Linked DNA regions of Homo sapiens: region 2 is linked to region 1. A link is an interaction called in ENCODE POLR2A ChIA-PET data of the cell type or tissue named here. Cell type or tissue: OCI-LY7. All regions are shown on one strand. Each heading gives the region's core, and the rest is flanking DNA. Links, peaks and the distances in the headings are about the cores only. Region 1 overlaps DCUN1D1 (defective in cullin neddylation 1 domain containing 1). Region 2 holds the start of LOC124906309 (a long non-coding RNA gene).

The links. ChIA-PET counts read pairs that join two places held together with the same protein. Peaks named below come from ENCODE experiments on the same cell type or tissue, not always from the same donor. Only the 100,000 strongest peaks of a DNase experiment are listed, where the experiment ranks them.
Region 2: POLR2A ChIA-PET joins it to region 1 with 6 read pairs; 3 of 35 experiments call an interaction of 5 or more read pairs at or near these places.

Annotation. Positions count from the first base shown.
Region 1 is chr3:182,935,613-182,941,120 of GRCh38, forward strand. DCUN1D1 (defective in cullin neddylation 1 domain containing 1) reads right to left here. Exons shown (of 7, transcript NM_020640.4): 7 at 2,462-5,508. Among named protein-coding and RNA genes, the nearest start is that of DCUN1D1, 42 kb to the right of the region's middle. In OCI-LY7, for the core only: no CTCF peak of the experiment used is centred there; a DNase peak (open chromatin) is centred at 2,269.
Region 2 is chr3:183,032,309-183,037,577 of GRCh38, forward strand. It overlaps MCCC1 (methylcrotonyl-CoA carboxylase subunit 1), which reads right to left. Exons shown (of 19, transcript NM_020166.5): 13 at 4,910-5,126; 14 at 1,683-1,769. It overlaps LOC124906309 (a long non-coding RNA gene), which reads right to left and starts at 1,676. Exons shown (of 2, transcript XR_007096188.1): 1 at 1-1,676. In OCI-LY7, for the core only: no CTCF peak of the experiment used is centred there; no DNase peak of the experiment used is centred there.

The DNA of each region.
Region 1 (5,508 bases), core at 305-5,304:
TTAAAGAGGAAGACATTCTCCAAAGCAGTTATACAAATTTACCGGGATCTCTCACTCTGAAGTAAATGTACAAATCAAACAGACTCTCTGAGAGGAGCTGGCAATAACGCATAAATTAGCTTTTAGGAAACATTTTAAAGTAACCACTTTCTCAATCACTCTCCCTCTAGAAATAAATATAAAATCTTTCCTGAAATGAATGTAAACGTTGACTTTCACTTATAGAATGGAACACACTTCAAGTTCTATAAACGTTAAATGAAACCTACAGCAGGCCATGGATTTGGACTGAGCTCCTGCATTATACCCAACAGACCAAACCGAAATGAAGTCACTCATGCTAAAGTTCCAGGCCACCAAACCAAAACTAAGTTGTTTATCTGAGCTTCTGATAAATCAGGAGAGAGAGATAACAGCCAAATCTCCAAACAGGCCAGTTTTAGCCTGCATGATGAGAAAGTCCCCTCTATTTTACCCTTACAAGGGAAGTAACCTGAAGTAACCTAATGTTAACCAACTGCATTTTGTATTATGCTGTTTCTTTGCTCCTGCTCAAGATACCTTATAAAAACTGACTGTTCTTCCATGCCCAGTGTAGATTTTTAGATAAGATGCTGCCCAATTCATAAATTGTGAATAAACGCCAATTAGATCATTTAACATTTCAAATTTATTGATATTTTTTTCACAGATATAAATATCAAGGGTTACTTCTCTCTAGAAAGACCCACAGCTCATCAGCTCAAGCAAGTTAGTGAACAAGGAACTGGCTACAGCTAGGAAACCTGATCCAGCTACCTAAATCCAGGGGAAGAGAGTTATACAGATTTATTCCAGCTATGATAGGGTTGGTCTAAAGAACACATCCTCCCTTGAGTAAAGTCATAGCACTATTAAAAGTTAAGGGAAGAAAGTAGGCCAGGGAGTGCTCAAAGTGAAAAAATCAAAGGAAACAATTCTATTCCATCTGAATTCAGGCTTCCCAAATTCTTCTGTCAGCTAGGTAGGGTATCAATACTTCATGTCATTATTTTCCCCCCGATAAGGATAGCACACAGAAACTACCAACCTATTCTCCCTCGCAGCTTAGTGGAGGTACAACAAGGAGGCCCAAAAACTGCCTGTATCCAGCTAAGCGTGGGCTGGGCAGTAACTCTCTCAGACAGGAATGCTATGCAGAGCAGCCCCTTCACACACTCCTGCTAGTAAGAAAATATTGCAAAGTTACAGTCTGCTTGGCCTTAAACTACTTTCAAAAACCACTGAAAACATATTCCCTACACACTCCTTCCAGACATGACAAAAGTAGTATACTTGTATCTTCAATATTATTAGCTGGATTTTCTACTTATTTACCAAGTTCCATTCATCAAAAATTAATAGAAGGTGCAGTGTTTCCTGTTTTTAAATGGGGAAATTTTGAAGAGGGAAAATTTACAGCTACATGTGTATGAAATAGAAATGCAACAATCCTATGTGTAATCAGTTCTCTCTCCAAAATCAGATAAAATGGGGAACTATGTATTTTCCTGATGCTTTCAAAGAACGTATTATGAAGTTCCACTGTACTGTCTTTAGATATGCATGCCTATATTTAATTTTTAAAATCACTATGGACATGTAATTCATATGCCATAAGACTGTCTTAAAATTTTTAATATATTCACAAAGTAGTACAATCATCACCACTAATTCTAGAACATTTTAATCATTCCAAAAAGAAACTTGTATCTATTAGTTCTCACTTTGTATTCTCCACCTCCAACCCTAGCCCCTGGCAACCGCTAATCTTTCTCTCTATAGATTTGCCTATTCTGGATGTGTCATACAAATGGAATAGTACAATGTGTGCCCTTTTGTGACTGGCTTAACTGAGCATAATGTTTTCAAGATTTATGCACGTTGCAGCATGTATCAGTACTTCCCTCATTCCTTTTTACTGCCAAATATTATTCCACTGAATGACTATTAAGATTGCACTTATCCAGTCATGAGTTAATGGACATGTAATGGGTTGTTTACAATTTTTGGCAATTATGAATGCTGTAAATACACACAAATTTTTATATGAACATGTTTCCAATCCTCTGGAGTATATAACTAGGAGAATTGCTGGTCATATCCTAACTCTGTTTAACTATTAAATGAGGAATAGCCAAACTGTCTGCCAAAGCAGCTGCACCGGTTTGCAGTCCTATCAGCAACTTACAGATGACCCAGGGGCTCCACATCCTCAGCAACACTTGTCACTGTTTATCTTTCTGATTAAAGCAATCCTAGCAGGCAGGAAGTGGTATCTCATTGTGGTTTTGATTTGCATTTCCCTAATGGCTAATGATATTGAGCATCTTTTCACACCCTTAGTGACCATTTGTATATCTTCTTTGGAGAAATGTCCATTCAAATCCTTGGCTCAATTATAAATTGGGTTGTTTTTTCATTAAGTTGTAAGAGTTCTGGATACAAGTCACGATGTATTTTTAAGTTAAAGGAAAATCTGTTGATATAATAGCTTCTTATATACTACATTAACTTGAAAAATATATTCGTTAGAATTTTTTTATTAAGTACATCAAAATTTCACCTTACATTTGAAATTGCATAGAAATTTAAAGTGCTAAAGCAATCATTGTTTTTTCAAAAAAATGAATTTGAAGCCAAAGAGTGGAGAGTGTGGGGATCCACTGGGTAGGACATTTGAGATGTATGCAATGTAGGAATCTTATTTGAATCCTGACTTGAATTGGAAAAAAAAAAAAAAAGGCACAACTTGAACACTGCTGGGTAGTTATTAACACTAACAAACTGTTAACAGTTAAGTCTAACAACAGAATTGTGGTTTTATTTAACAGTCCTTATCTTTTAGACATACATATTGAAATATTTACAAATGAAATGATTTGCTATCTGGGATTTGCTTCAAAATAAATAGGGGTTCAAAGATGAATGGCATTTAGATAAATCAAGATTGGCCATGGATTGATCATGTTAACATGAGTTCATTATGCAATTGTCCTTTTACATATACCTGACATACGCCATTAATTTTTTAAAAAGCACTCACTCCGATGTCTCCTATGTATAAGAACACAGGCAGCTGGCAGCAACTAAATGGTATCAACTAAATTTTTATAAATTCCAAGAGTCGTTAATTCTCAGCTATCTCAAAAGTAAAATCTCTGGGAAACTTAATATTAAGACAGTAACTATCTGCACACAGTAATCTGTACAAAGTTTAATTACCACCACCAGTCAGTCATAGGCTAGTCGAGTAGCTGTATCAACCTTGGTACAAACAATAACAGAGCCAAAGCACCAGCCATCAGCACCACTCTTCGCTGACACATTTCTTCTCACCAGAGATCACTGAGGGACTGGAACCCCCACTGGAAGTATTATTATTACCCTCACTGACTACAGAAAATACTACCTCCAAGAGAGTACATGTCTACTAGAGTAACTAATTTTACAGCAATCGCTGAGGCCACTTGAAACTCACTCAAACTGCACATCCAATCGATACACGAGTTGGGATGCCTAGGTATAACTCACACACATAAAGTAAATACCCGCCAGGATGGCTGCAATAAAAAAGACAAGTATTGGCAAGGATGTGCAGACACGGCAGTCCGCATGCACTGTGGCAGGAATAGTTCTAGAAGTACAGCCACTTTGGAAAAAGTTCAGCAGTTTTTTTAAAAACGTTAGGTATAAATTTACCACACAACCTGACAATTCCACAACTAGGAATCTGAGATGAAAACATGTCCACACAAAGACATTTATGAATGTTCATAGCATTATTATTCGCAATTTAAAAAAACTAATTGTAGGCCAGCCAAATGTCTATCAACTGGTGAATGGATAAACAAAATGTGGTATATCCAAACAGTGAACACTAAGTCAGCAACTAAAGGAACTACACGCAGGTATAAGCTGCAACATGGATGAACCTCAAAAACATGCTAAGTGAAAGATGCCAGATATAAAAGACTAACTGCATGATTCTACCTCTGTGAAATTTCTAGAAAGGGTAAATCTGTACAGAAAGCAGATCAGTGTGGCTGCGTGGGGCTGGAGGCAGGAGCAAATTAACCGCAGAGCAGCAGGAGTAAATTTTGGGGGCTGATGGACATGTTCTAAAATTGGACTGCACAACTCTTAAGTTTACTAAAAACAATTAATTGTACATGTACAATGGGTGAATTTTACAGTGTGTAAATTATACAAAGCAATTTTTTAAGTACCATTGTAACAAAGTCTTACAAATCACTATTTTAAAGCTCTGGTTCATAGTTCGTTCATTTGATATATTCAACACAACGAAGTCTAATATACTATTAGGATTAAGAACATTAGCATTTGCTTGAAAACTAAACACGCTGCTTTCAAAGGATTCCAAGTACACCCATCTCTAAATCTTACTGATTAAATATTGCTCTTTTAGCTATAAGTCATGTAATTATGTGACAAAATCACTGTTAACGATTTAATTAGCATTGTCCCTTAGCCATTTCATTAATTGGTCTTCCCCCAACCTTATGCCCTATAGTATTTCTTTTTGTAAAAATCTCTTGCTTCGTATTGGGTATTGCCCAAGTTTTCCATCAGATATAAGGTTTTCTCAGAATATTTCATAACCTGAAATAAAATTATAATATTCATATGAACATGCATTTGAATATATATGTACTTTTTAAATATAAAATGAGTATGTTCCGTTTGTTTGCTCATTAAGCCACTTACATGCTGCCCCTAAGTTTCAAACACTTCATTGTTTCCAATCAGGCTTTGTTTTTACGATGTGGGTTGAAAATTCTTCTTTTCAAAGCAGTGCTGCCTTCAGTGATTAAGCTGGCATGAATTTCAGTCTGACTCCATTTCTTTCCATTCCGCTGACAGATATGCCAAAGAGGTAACAGTCCCTCTAAAGCCAATCATTAAAAAAAATTTTTTTAACTGAGTATTTTTCCCCAAACCAAATCGAATATGAAACACTAACAGCCTACAACAGATAAAAGTAGAATGCCATAAAGGAAGTGGGAAAGGGCCTGCCTGCTATGGCCCTACCTCATGAAGGACAGCAGCCCCAAGTTACAGCTTCAAGACCAATGCTCTGAAGTATTACAAGCTACATTATGATTTCTGCACAGCATGATGGCAAAAAATAAAAAAGAAAACAATCATGAAGCACTTGTAAGTAAATAGAAAATTGGGCTATACTTAAAAACACTTTTAAAATCTCAATTTAAAAAATGGACAACTATAACATGATTCCCTTTAAATAATTTCCCTTTAAAACTCCATAAAGACATTACTTATTGAGAATTCCACTAACTACAAAGGCTGTGCATCTTTTACCATAACTTCCTTATTTGTGACAGATTTTTCAAAATCAACCAAAGGAAAATAAAAAAACACATTAATAGGAAACACTGAACCTAGTCAAATAAATGAGTTGGTGAGCAAGAAATGCTACTTACTCAACAGGTAGGAAAGAAAATAAGA
Region 2 (5,269 bases), core at 270-5,269, 97 kb after region 1:
AGCCAGTGAAACTTTACCGCTTTTGATATTTGCATTCAGCATATAGGAGTCTAGAATAAGATACTTCCAGATTTGGGGGGTTGTATTTTTTAGGATGAAATGAGCATAAATGGATGGGTTAACCATTTGCAGAATGCTACTATATAAAGATGTTTACAAATTTTCATTATAAAGGCTTAACAATATGCCCAATGCACTTAAGATAATGACCATCTAGGCTCAGGATTGAAAAATAACTGAAGAGCTGTAACCCAATAAACTTGTGTGAACAAAATATTTGTTACTGGCTGGCATGGTGGCTCACGCCTGTAATCCCAGCACTTTGGGAGGCTGAGGTGAGTGGATCATAAGGTCAGGAGATCGAGACTATCCTGGCTAAAATGGTGAAACCCTGTCTCTACTAAAAATACAAAAACTTAGCCGGGCGTGGTGGTGGGTGCCTGTAGTCTCAGATACTCGGGAGGCTGAGGCATGAGAATGGCACGAACCCAGGAGGTGGAGCTTGCAGTGAGCCAAGATCGTGCCACTGCACTCCAGCCTGGGCAACAGAGCCAGAGTCTGTGTCAAAAAAAAAAAAAAAAAAATTTGTTACTGGGTGAGTGTCTTCATAGAGGTGAAGTAAAAGAGATTTTCCTCTGTCCAAGGAAGAGCGTTCTGTGATCAGCTGGTGAAAGTATTCTGCTCTACCTGGGAGGCATATTTTTATACCAGAACTGTCACAGTTCAATGACATGTCACATTCAAGGTTAGCCAGGATTCTGAGCTCTGACTCTGCCCATTGGGCCTCCCACACAAACTGTCTCACAGCAGAAGGGATACAGTGACCAGCTATCATAGAATTCTGGTCCTGCTGCTACACTGCTCCAGCCAAAAGTTTATAAACTGCCTTCTGGCTTAAGCGTCAGCCTCTTTTGACATCAGTTAAAGAAAATCAGTCACTAAGTCGAGCCAACTCAAATTAGTTTACAATCAAAAATCAATTTTCTACTGGAAAAGTGGTGGAAACAGCCTAAGAGTCAATGTCACAAAGAGTAGGTGTGAATCCTAGTTCTGCCACTCACTAGCCTTGACTAAACTACTTCACTTCTGTGCCTTACCATCCATGCTTTCATCTTCCATACGTGGGTATAACAGCGACTCCCCCTCATTTACGTTGTGAAGATAAAAACTTACATCAGATAAGGCACTTAATAAATTACAGCTCTGCAGTGACCCACTTCCACCTGAAACCCCTGAAACACTGCATGGGCAGTGGGTAATCGTCCCTCTCTGACATAGTTTTGAAAACTGTTTTTCTTATTTAAAAGTAATACATTCTCGCTGCAGAAAAATTGCAAAGCAAAAAAAAAAGTACAAAGAATTGGGGAAAAAGAGGTTTTTTTGGGCATATTTCTAACATTCTGGCATATTTCATTTCAGCTGTTTTGCTATGTTTATTTTATGACATATTTTTAGAATATTTACAAAATTTTTAAAAAGTGTAAAGAAGAAAAGCAAATACCATCAACTCTACTACCCAGAGCCAATCAATTCTATTATATTGGCATATTTCCCTCCAATGTTTAGCCTAGGCATTTAAAAAATGTAACTGACTGATCATGGCCAGGCTGGAATCCTCTTTTTCAGATTAATGTGATACATTTCTATGACTCACATTTCTCTTTTAATGAAACATTACTTACTGTTTTTACCATCTTTAAGAGTCATGTTTCTGGTATACGAGATATTCAGTCTTCTTCCACTGCTAGACGAAAATGGAGAGAATTGATCTAGAAAAAATTTAAAATTCAGTAACAAACTTATGAGTATCAAGCCTATGAAATTTACACCTTACAAAAGAAAACATAAAATGCAAGTGCTGGCCGGGCACAGTGGCTCATGCCTGTAATCCCAGCACTTTGGGAGGCCAAGGCGGGCGGATCATGAGGTCAGGAGATCGAGACCATCCTAGCTAACACGGTGAAACCCCGTCTCTACTAAAAATACAAAAAAATTAGCTGGGCATGGTGACGGGCGCCTCTAGTCCCAGCTACTCTGGAGGCTGAGGCAGGAGAATGGCGTGAATCCGGGAGGTGGAGCTTGCAGTGAGCCAAGATTGCGCCACTGCACCGGATCCAGCCTGGGCGACAGAGCAAGACTCCGTCTCAAAAAAAAAAAAAAACAAAAAAACACACGTCCTAAACTGGCAGCTCAGATGTGCTTTTTTTGTTCTTCTTGTTAAGTTTAAAGGGCTGGTTTTGTTTACATCTTATGAAATTTCATGTGAAAAATTCTAGCTTCTATTGAAGAATCTGAATATTTGCAATCTAAACTCTAATCCCATAGTGGCATAAACTGTACCACAGTCACCACCTTTTGATGGGGCAAATTCATTCCAGGTCACCAGTCTCTACTATTCACTATTTTTCTTTCACCTGGCCTCTTTTACTCTTTTATGTTTTTATGTTGTTGGCCCAGCCCTTATAGGCCTTTTTTTTTTTTCTTTTTTGAGACGAGTCTCGTTCTGTCGCCCAGGATGGAGTGCAGTGGCATGATCTTGGCTCACTGCAACCTCCACCTCCTGGGTTCAAGTGATTCTCCTGCCTCAGCCTCCAGAGTAGCTGGGATTACAGGTGGGTGCCACCACAGCTGGCTAACTTTTCTATTTTTAGTGGAGATGGGGTTTCACCATGTTGGCCAGGCTGGTCTCAAACTCCTGACCTTAAGTGATCCACCCGCCCTGGGCCTCTCAAAGTGTTGGGATTACAGGCATGAGCCACCGCGCCTGGCCCCTTATAGGCATTTGGGTGTATATCCTCTATTGGACAATATCCAGGAGCTTCAGCATAGCTAAGCTGATGCAATTTATTCTGAACCTCATATCTGTACCAATTATAAACTTTCAAAAGGAAGGTCACAGTAAGACAACGTTCCATTCTAAAAACGTTAAGGTCAGGCTCAGGAATACCACATGGGACGTATTTAGATGCATTTTCATTCAATGTAAAAGGATAAAATGAGGATAGAGCACAAATCTTCTAAAGATGCAGTTTTCGGGACTTAAAACATTTTACATTTTAAGCTTTCCATACAGCTATCTTGAATGAATCTAAATGAATTCAGAAATTAAAGATTCTAATGATAGGATCCTATAATAATACGGGTTCAGTATCACTTACCCAAAATGCTTGGGACCAGAAGTGTTTTGAATTTCAGATTTTTTTTTTTTTTTTTGGATTTTGGATTATTTGCATTATATTTAACTGGCTTAGCATCCCTGATCCAAGTATCTGGAATCTGAACTGTTCCAATGAGCATTTCCTTTGAGCATCATGTTAGTGCTGAAAAAGCTTCCGATTCTGGAGCATTTTGGATTTGGGGATTTGGGATGCTCAAACTGTATAGGGTAATATAATAATTACCAATAAAAGAGAAAAATAGATCAGATTTTTAAAAATTCTGTTTGCTCCGAAAGTCAGAGCTAGCCTGAAATGCAAAAAGTATGTGAGAGCTGAGATTTTGTATCAATTTAAAGGGCAGAACTTTTTTTTTTTAATACTTTAAGTTCTAGGGTACATGTGCACAAGGTGCAGGTTTGTTACATATGTATACATGTGTCATGTTGGTGTGCTGCACCTATTAACTCGTCATTTACATTAGGTATATCTCCTAATGCTATCCCTCCCCCCTCCCCCCACCCCACGACAGGCCCCGGTGTGTGATGTTCCCCACCCTGTGTCCAAGTGATCTCATTGTTCAATTCCCACCTATGAGTGAGAACATGCGGTGTTTGGTTTAAAGGCAGAACTTTCTAATGGAGAACTGACTGAAACTGTAAGCTACCTGATGAGGTAATGAACTTCCAGTTTCCCAAGGTGTTAGGAAGAAGTTGGGCAACAGCTTAGTGGGTGTGCTGGGGTAGGGATGCAATGCATATGTGTGGTAGCCAGGATGAACCCCACTATGGCCCTTCCTATGCTTGGATTCTATGACACTATGAAGTCTCTAGGTAGACATTCAATCACAGGATGGAAAAAGCGGAAGTAATTCGACAATAAGTCATGGGTAACCCTGGGGAATCTAAGTCTCCAGTCTTAGATTGTCTTGAGACTCTGGGACAAAGGGAGTTGCTGCAGGTACAGAGGACAAAACAAAGTAGGGCTATGAGGAGTGGCGAACAAAAGAAGTGATAAGAAATTAGTGTAGGATGTGGGGAGAACAAGTGTTTGACTGAAAAGAGATCCATTTCCTTTTTTTTTTTTTTTTTTTTTAGATGAACTCTCGCCCTGTTGTCCAGGCTGGAGTGCAGTGGCGCGATCTCGGTTCACTGCAACCTCCGCCTCCCGGGTTCAAGCGATTCTCTTGTCTCAGCCTCCCGAGTAGCTGGGACTACAGGTGCGTGCCACCACACCCAGCTTATTTTTTGTATTTTTAGTAGAGACAGGGTTTCACCATGTTAGCCAGGATGGTCTTGATCTCCTGACATCATGATCCGCCCACCCTGGCCTTCTAAAGTGCTGGGATCACAGGCACGTGCCACCACGCCCAGCTAATTTTTTGTATTTTTAGTAGAGATGGGGTTTCACCGTGTTAGCCAGGATGGTCTTGATCTCCTGACCTCATGATCCAGCCGCCCTGGCCTCCCAAAGTGCTGGGATTACAGACGTGAGCCACCGCGCCTGGCCAAAGAGATCCATTTCTACAATGTTAGGTGATTAGTTACACTCCAGTTAATGGGTTAAATAGTGTTTATGGGTGCATCCATGGTAAGTGAAGAGCTTTCCTTCATACTAAAAAACACATCTGAAAAGAATGGTGTCAGTCACTGAGAGGAGAAAAGAGAGGTCAGTGTGCCATACAGAAAGAAAAGCATGTTCAATGATGATTTGCAAAACTTGACAAGCAGAGGAAAGAGAAAAGCCTTCCATACCATGTGCCTGAAGAGTGAAAGTGTCGGTCATGGCTTTCTCCTTGAGGATGAGACCCAGGGCTGCCTGGCATAAAGACTCTTTGGCTGCAGCCTTCCGACTGAGCAACAACTGTTTGTGGTGTTGAGGGATGAAATCAGTGTGCACGTTCCCAGCTTCAAACTCTGGGTGGCCAGACAGGTTGAGTAAGAAGTCAATGTTGGTGTGCAGTCCAACAATCTAGGAAGAGAATAAACCCCCAGTTCCTGCTGAGTGGGGAAAACAATATGTTCAGAAAACCATCTGCTCTTTTTATCTAAGTATTTTCTACTGTGAACAACTCTTAGGAAAAATAAAAAACCTACTAAGGTACCATGTGGCAA